Regions from separate parts of the Homo sapiens genome. Here region 1 is linked to region 2. Evidence: chromatin loops called from intact Hi-C (ENCODE). Cell type or tissue: PC-3. All regions are shown on one strand. Links, peaks and the distances in the headings refer to the core of each region. The heading gives the core; the rest is flanking DNA.

Region 1 (4,494 bases), core at 131-4,130, 1.3 Mb before region 2:
TATCCTCTCGGACTTATTCCTAATTCAGACTCTCCTTCCTTTTTAGTCCAATTTAGAGAGTACTTTAAAATGTGTTTTAAATTCTCAGATGTGTCTTTATTTGAGTACTCTGACCTCAAATGCTGGAAAAGTACTGGCAAAAACCTTATAGGGTTCTAAAAATAATTGTATGTTTGCCTCTTGCAAATATTTGTGGGTCTATTTATTCAACTATATGGTACTGTTATTGTCTAATAAGCAAATCTATAAGCCTTTGGGTAAATGTTAATATTTTTCTTGATGCTTCTCATTGCCCCCATAGTGCAGATAATACTAATTTCATGTATCACATGGTCACCAAGGTACTTGGCTACATATGCTAAAAATTTTCCAAATAGAAAATTATTTTGTATCTCAGGTTGTAAACCCTTGGGTAGAAACCAGGTCTGTTTACAGTAAAAATTCCAGCCAAGTAAAAACCTCAGCTTACCATACATTTCTCTTCCCACATGCTACTTTTCAGAGAAGAGGTAAGAGGAGCACTATCTAGAACGTATTAAAAAACAAATTTTAAAAATCCTGAAGCCTTCCCAAGAATAAAACCAGTTCACACTCCATTTGGTCTCCTCTCAGAGAAAAATATCACTCCAAAATACTCAATCCAATATCCTGTGCTTTACTCTGGCAGGTTTAACTGTGGTGCCATGACAATGGTGTGTATTTGATTAGTTGTAAGGTAGAAATGAGTAAATAATGGCTTAAAAATCAAAATTCATGAATAATTTGTTTCTTAAAAAATAAGATTGCGTGCACTCACAGGCACCTCCCGAGGGATAGCCATTTTCTTGCATTCCAGTTGGCTTTCTTGACTGGGAAGATTACAAATACATGGCAGGAAATTGCACATAATCCACAGACAGTCTTGTCTTTTCACAAGAGTATGTTGCACATGGGAATGTCATCTATCTTGTGAATCACTGCAGAAAAAAATGTTTGAGAGCCTCTGATCTGAGCTATGGTTCTGAAAATCAGAATCTTGACTCTGTGTCACTTAACGCTAATTATTTATAAGTAAATGTAAGATTCACTAGATTCTACTTAGCCAGCACCTGAATTTCATAACAATGGTTCCCAAAGTGTGATGTTTATATAATTGGTGGCACCAGGGATGCTTCTATGTGGTAGAGAAGTGAATTTATTTTATAGTTATAGATATTTTAATAAGTGTTGGGAGAAAACATACAACAATCACATCAAATCCATGCTGTGTAGCTATGTTGCTGAGGGTAAGGCTAAGTATTAAGAGTTCATAGATTTTTTTTTTTAAGAATGAGGTGTAAAAATACAGATTGTGCGTAATGTCAATAAGGGTACACAAGAAAGTTTTGGGAAAGATTGTTTTAAAGTCATTTTCAACAAGGAATGAAATGGATTGTTCTCCTGTTTGTGTTTTTGCTCCCCACTGCCCTGTTTGAAGAATTCTGGCCGAGTTCTCTCTGTATCTGTGTTTGAATGACTCCTTGCATGCTGTTTGTCAACTTCTTCATAGGAATTGCTGTGGGGACATAGAGTTAGATGGAGATGGTGGTTTTCATGAAATATATTCTTGCTTTGAGGATAAGTCATTCTGGTTAAAAATTGCTCACATTAATACATCATCAGAAAAACATTTGACTCTCATCCTCCTTCAGATTTATAAACTCTCTTGCCTTGAGACAGTGAGGTCCATGGCTGAAGAGGCCAGCCTAGAAATAATAAAGGATGCTGGGGCACCCACTTCCATCCAGTCTGGGTTCCCTGGGGAGCTCTCACTTCCCGTACTGTCTCCACAGCGAGGCCTCTCATTTCCTCCTCCAGGCTCCTTCTTGATTCCTGACAGTAGATGCCTGTGGCTGTGAAGAGCCATTCCATCATGTGGTATTTTATAGCAGAAATACATGGTGCTTCCCCCGACTCCTTTCTTTGTAAAGAAACAATTTGGAAAAAGTTTGGAAGGGAAAAATCTTTGATAGGATACACATTTATTTTCCCTTAATCTGTTCCCTTTCCTTGTAGAAAAAAAATTAGATTATTCCAAATTAAAACTATGTGTTTTTTGTATTAAATTATATTGTTAAAAGGAATGGCTTTGTTAAACGAGAAAAATATAAGGAGAAAAGAAGTATATTACATACAGGATGAGGAATTTGCAAACATCCACTTTTCTTTCTAGAGCATTGTTCAGGTCATCTCCCCTATGGCTTAAGAAAGGGAATCCTTAAGGTTTGAGTAGAAGTACCCTCCTAAATGTAGGAAAAACAACAAAAAAGAGGTGGTACGGTGGGGAGAAGATAGAGGGGGAGACATAGAGAGATTTCAACCATTACCACAAGATGGCAGCAGAAGTATAATATTTAACAATTGTGGGCTCCACTAGGAGTTTGAAATGGCTTTTAGTTGAATTTTAAAATATATTGTCAAATATATAACTTTCTCAATATCAGGATTTATAAGTTTGAAAAGTGTATTATCAAGTACATATGGTCTTACATTTTTTTCCAGTTAGTAGTGGTTTTGGGGAATATATTTAAAAAGCTAAATTTTCTTCTCGATGTTTGTCTTAAGGAATAGAGAAACAAAGAGTACAGTTTGCATGGAGAGTTCTTTGAACATTGACTCTGGGAAATTCCTAAAACCCCTATGAGGAAACCTCTGGACTTATATTTGGCTGAGAGGAGAAAACAGAGAAATAATGGAAAATTAATAGTAGTAAAAAAAAAAAAGTATGTGTGAGGAGACTAAAGGAATGGCTTCCTATTCACTCCCTTCTACCCCCATAACAAATTAAAAGAAAATTATTATAGGAAAAAATTAGATCAGTTATTAGATGAAACTCATAATAGGTTGCTTGATCTCCTTGATAATTCTGTGATTCTAGAATGTAATTAATTAAATCTTAATGTGGCCTATTGTAATCTGAGATTCCCATTATAAAAATATTTTAATAATCAAGTTAATATGATTATTTATTTACATGTATCTAAATATTTTTAAGAGAATAGCAAAGTGTTTTATGAGATACTCTACTCTGAATATAAACTGCCTCTCAAAAATTTTAGGGTAAAGAGTAGTCTGGCTTATACCACACAGGGTTACATTGTGGGTTGGGTCTAATGGGCTGTACATTTTTGGATCAATATTCCCTCAGAGAGTGCCATTCAGCCTTCCTGTAAAAGGCTATTTCATTCAGTCTGTGACCCCTTTCATGTGAAACCTCCCAGGGGCCTGGATGTGAAGCAGTCTTGCTACTGGCATCATTTGTGATTTAACGCTGAGGAGAAATGTACTTATTTTGGTCTGTCCCAGCAATCAAGGGTCAGTGGTAAAAGGAAGTTGTACTCTGGGTCAAAACAAGTCAGTTTTGGATTAATGCTATTCCTTGGCCTCTTTAATTGGTCTTTTTGCTCAGATACTGTGTTAGATCATACTTAGATAAACAGGCAAGAAGGGAACTTGAGAATTTAGAACAGTTCACATTTTCATGCCCTGTTTGACAATAAGATGCTTTTATAAAAAGTGTTTTGAAATTCTGTGATATATTTATTTGAGGTTATCAATGTATAGAAATGCTCTCTGGGACAGTAGTCAATATGTTTCCTAGGTTAGGAAAAAAACAATGTTACACTGTCTATGACTGCCAGAGAGAACCAAGGGTAGATTGAATGTTGGGTATGCTTTCTCGTGTCTGCAGGGCCAAAACAACAACAACAACAACAACAACAACAACAACAACAACAACAACAGAACACCTAGCCTGCATTGGACATAGTGAAGCAAGCAATAGACAGTAATATCTTTTATTTTCTCTGATCTTTCTAGTTTGTTATCTAGGCCAAGACAAATTCCCGAAGTATAGCAGCAGGGTTTGAAGCATGCTACATTGAAATCCCCCGGTTACCCAGACTCACCATCTGACTCCAGGGCATCACGAGAGGTGTCCACACAAAAGGAGACAGGCTGTGGAATCTCTGGGCTTCTTGATATTAGAGCAATTAGAAAAAGAAGAAAAAGTTTCTGTTTTGTGGTACCAAATCCCCATTTGCCATGTTAAAAGTCCGGACATGCTTTTGTGATACTTATGAGCATACGCTAAATCTCAGACTTGCTGACTTTAATCTCTTCTTAGCCTATGTCTGCTTCCTTGATTGTTTTAATTGCAAAAACAATGTGTGCTGGTTGTCAGATAATAAAAACATAAACATTTTATTTTCTCCTCCCAATCTTTCTACTTGTCTTCCAGCAGATACCCAATGTTAAACTTTCCGTATGTTTCCGTAAATCTTTATATGTAGAGAGAGAACTCACCTGCTTATTTGGAGGGTTTTATTTTTTCACCCGAAATAAAATAATTCCATAACACTCCTCAGTAACCTGCTCTTTTTGCTTAATAATAGTACCTAGGCTTCTTTCCAGATCAGTCCATATTGGTCTTTCTAATAGCTATGGAATAGTAATTCCATAGTATTCATGTACCTC
Region 2 (4,494 bases), core at 296-4,295:
TGAGCACATCTTCTCATTTCCATGGTCAGTGGAGTCACAGTTTTCACTTGAAATTGTCTTTGATGATTAATTTTATATGTTAACTTGATTGGGTTCAGGGATACCCACATCACTGGTAAAACAGTATTCTTGGTTGTGTCTCTAAGGGTGTTTCCAGAAAAGATTTGCACTTGAATTATTAGATTGAGTAAAGAAGGCTTGTCCTCTCCAATATGAGCAGGCATCATCCAGTCCACTGGGGGCCTGAACAAAAAAGAAGAAGGAAGGGAAAAATCTCTCTCTTCTTGATCAGGGACTCCATCTTCTCCTACCCTTGCACATCAGAGCTCTTGGACCCGCAGAGTTCTTAATAGATTTTTTTTTTTTTTTTGAGATTGGAATTTGGTTCTTGTTGCCCAGGCTGGAGTGCAATGGTGTGGTCTTGGCTCACTGCAACCTCTGCCTCCCAGGTTCAAACAATTCTCCTGCCTCAGCCTTCTGAGTAGCTAGGATTACAGGCATGAGCCACCATGCCCAGCTAATTTTTTTGTATTTTTAGTAGAGACGGGGTTTCACCATGTTGGCCAGGCTGGTCTTGAACTCCTGACCTCAGGTGATCCACCCACCTCAGCCTCCCAAAGTGCTGGGATTACAGGCGTGAGCCACCACACCCGGCCTAGATTTTTTTTTTTTTTTTAAGAGATTGGATCTCACTCTCTCACTCAGGCTGGAATGCAGTGGTGCAAACAAGGCTCACTGCAGCCTTCACCTCCTGGGCTCAAGCAATCCTCCCACCTCAGCCTTGCAAGTAGCTGAGACTACAGATTACAGGTATGTGCCATCACATCCGGCTAATTTTTTATTTTTAGTAGAGATGGGGTCTCACTGTGTTGCCTAGGCTGGTTGTGAACTCCTGGGCCCGCCCATGCAATCCTCCTGATTCAGCCTCCCAAAGTGTGATTATCGGCATGAGCCACCATGCCTGGCCTCGATAGATCTTTTTTAAGGAAAAGAAAAGCACCTTTAATTGACTAATATTTGCCTTTCAGTGCCTATAAAAACAGGAAAAAAAATCTGTTTCTCTCCTATTCTTTACATACTTGTAAGAAAGTTCCAAAAAAAAAAAGTTCCACTTATTTACTTACTTATTTTTCTAATCTCAGCTGTGAATTAAACCCTAGCAAAGTAATTTTTCAAACAAGTTTAGGACTTTGCCTGCAAATCAGGAACTCTAAATACAAAGAAAACATGCATTTTAAACCTTTAGACTTCACAGCTCTAGCCACAGTTCCCTTCTAAAATTCTTAGTGTAAATGATACTAGTAAATGGTATTAGCAGGAAGGCGTAGAAGAATATGCCCCTAATAGAAAGCTAATTCACCACTCTACTCTGCCTCAGTGCTTCCATAGCTTCTAAGTAAGCTTGTGGCTCTGCTGAATTCACAAAGCTGTTGGTATCTGCAAAATGTTTTTCATTTCTTTTTCAAACTTAGAGCTTACTTTAAAGAATATGATTCTCGTGGTAAACAGAATCAGCTGGATTGCAGTAATATTATGAGAAGATGGAGATACTGATGGAGAAAATAGCACAATCAGGAAATGTAGACAAGTATAATGAATATACTAATGACATTTTGAGAGGTTTTGATAGAGGTCGATGTGCTTTTTAAAGTCATTATTATAAATATATTTTAGAATATCATCCTAAAATAATAGTATACAATTTTTTACTTAGCATCTAACTGATAGCTACAAAATGAGTACACAATTCATATTGAACTGAATGTTTAGAGATGGCATTTCTTACACATCTTCCATGATCTTTTCTTCTTTAAAAGAAATCTTTAAAAAAAATAGAACTTTTTTTTTTCTGCCAGAACTCTTCAAAAAACATCAGACAGAAGAACAAAATTGGGTCTAGTTTAAAATATTGGCTATCAATAAAATGCACAACTGCCATTAACATATATGTTAACAGTTGCATATACTATGCTAGGACCTGCACTTCCAATATGTTGTTTTATTAATTTTCCTGCTGTTCCTTTTCTCCTTGTGCATCATGTTGACTCAAATGAAGTGAAACTGTTAAATAGTACATTATAACTATTGTTTTGCATAAACTATTGAATGTTTTTATCTTCCTTTTGAAAATGTAAATCTGAGATTAATATTTTTATTATCCAAATTAATTAAAAAAGCATATTCTGTTATATTTTCATTCTCCCTGAATAGTTACATTGTTTGAGCTTTCTTAATATTTGTTTAGCCTAGCATTTCCCTATAACATTATATATTAACATACTAATCTGGAGACCCAGACATTTTTATCCAGCAATGCAATATAGAGCCTTTGAACTTCAACCAAACTAAAACATTTAATAAGAACCTAAGTTTCGCACCCCAGCTCCCTTTTATTTTTTAAGTATATGGTGGTGACAGTACCAGACCTTATTATTTTAATTCTACCATGTGTAGATTTAATTTTTCAACAAAACATTATGTGGAATATTAAGAAGGACAAAATATATTTGGCTTTAGAGAGTTTGCAGCATAGGGAGTTATGAAAATACACAAGTAATTGGACCTAGAAAATAAATATAACTACAGGATTAATACATACTTTTCCCTACTAAGAACTTCTACGGAAATTCCACCAGGAGGCAGCAGAAGAGCGGGTTTCTCCCACCTCCCCCCGGACGCCGGAGACACCGCGGAGCCTGATGTCCCTCAGAGCTTTAATCTTCCCCTCAGTCGCCTTTCCCCTCACCCGCCTCTAATTAAGTCAGAAAGGCCCTGTATTTATTTGCCCATGAACTGACACAGCAAACCAACAGCAGCCATTGTAGTGTGAATGGATTTGCGACCAGGCAAGGGGCTTCAGCCGGGATTACCCGCCCCGCAGCCGGATGAATGTGCTGAGCACAAAGTCTGCTCAAAGCCGAGCAAACGGACTATTTGTGAAAATGCCATCCTGGCTCAAGTCTGATTAAGACCGGGGGTCCCCAGGCCGTTTGATCTTCGCTCATCAAAGAGAGTCTTTAAACAAGCTTCATTTTACACTACTGTATGCTAGCGACGGGTTGTGACACCCAAGTGCAGCCACCGTGAGCACCCGGCACTGGGAGCGCGTGAACAATAATGGGGGATTCGCCGTGCTGCGCCGTGCAGGGCGCGGGGCCTGCGCGCTGGGAAACGCGCCCGCACTGGAGGCAGGGCCGTTGCGGAAGGACTCAGGCTTGGGAGCCCCTAGGTTGGCCAGCCAGGTAGTTCCCTGACGTGACTCCTGCCACGGACTCCTAGACTCCTCTGAAAATTATTTTACTTTTGTAACTTAAGGGTGATGAAGAATCCTTACACGAGTTAATTATACATCCCTCCTGCTCTTCCCCGCCAAAAGTTAATAGTTCTATTTAATAGCCTACATCTTCCACTCTTCAGCATTTCTAAGACTGGGTGTCAAGACTAAAGTGTTTTTAAGGTCCTACTTTCTACTTTTCACCTTAAGGTCCTTTACAATTCACCAGTTGGAGAACTGGTGATAGCTGAAAACATCAGCTTTAAATATTACAACCAATTTTGTGATGGGAAAACAACCTCCACACACACACACATACACACACACACACACACACTTTTTAAAAAGTCGCCTGGTCCAAGTAATTCACCTTATTTCCAGGCACTTAATACTTACATGCTAGTCTCTTCAAAATCGACATGCTCAGTATCAGTGTCAATGATTATTACTTGATCTTTAGGCTGCATAAAAGAACAGACTCCTTGCAGGATGTTCTTATTTAACCTGAGTACAAAAGGCCTTCTCTTGGCAGTGCTGAAAGAAAAAGAAAAGAAAGAGAGAGAGAAAGAAAGGGAGACTTTTGTAGTGAAAAGGAACCTCTCCATCTCCCCTGCATCCCATTTTATAAAGAAAAGCCAGTACCACACCAAGAGTTAAATGGCTTTCCCATATTTAGGAGCCAGATTATGGCTGACACCCTATACAGAGTACCATCCCTAGCCTCTTAACTCCTTGGCACGATGCCTTTCTTGGCCATACCCTGGGAGAAGATCTGTCTTATAAAGGAGGTAATAATAGGAACCCAGTGACATGGAAGAAAATTGTTTTTCTGTAGATGCGGAGACTGTGTCATGGGATCCTACATCTTGCTTTCTGCAGACACTGGCCTATCCTTAGGGTTGGAGATGTTAAATCCTTTGGGGACTCAAAGAGGACATTGCACTCCCTATACCCACCACCACAGACCTTTCTGAGTGTCAGGACCTCAGAAAGGATGCAGGCAGATATCTATCTGGTTAGGCACTATCTTCACTGGGTTTAGAGGCTGGAACCCAGCCTCTACTCTCAGATTAGCTTTTAATGTCTTACTCCAGTAAAACACATCTTCTGAGCTTGGTTAGAAAGCTACCACGGAGCCTGATTTATCTGGGCTGGCCATCTCCACCGCCCAAATAAATGTAATCACGGTCAAATCTTGCCCTCTGTTTGTACTGGGGAGT

The links. A loop is a pair of places that touch in the nucleus more often than their neighbours do. Peaks named below come from ENCODE experiments on the same cell type or tissue, not always from the same donor. Only the 100,000 strongest peaks of a DNase experiment are listed, where the experiment ranks them.
Region 1: it touches region 2 in a loop (5-fold over the local background); 2 of 110 quality-filtered maps call a loop at or near these places.

What each region holds. Positions count from the first base shown.
Region 1 is chr10:50,999,451-51,003,944 of GRCh38, forward strand. It overlaps a transcript of PRKG1 not described here. Among named protein-coding and RNA genes, the nearest start is that of PRKG1, 73 kb to the right of the region's middle. In PC-3, for the core only: a CTCF peak has its summit at 2,346 (motif pointing right); a DNase peak (open chromatin) is centred at 2,341; H3K27me3 peaks cover 1,991 bases.
Region 2 is chr10:52,305,730-52,310,223 of GRCh38, forward strand. PRKG1-AS1 (PRKG1 antisense RNA 1) reads right to left here. Exons shown (of 6, transcript NR_038277.1): 3 at 3,671-3,808. Among named protein-coding and RNA genes, the nearest start is that of PRKG1-AS1, 6.2 kb to the right of the region's middle. In PC-3, for the core only: CTCF peaks have their summits at 2,648 (motif pointing right) and 2,861; a DNase peak (open chromatin) is centred at 2,662; H3K4me3 peaks cover 413 bases; H3K27ac peaks cover 396 bases.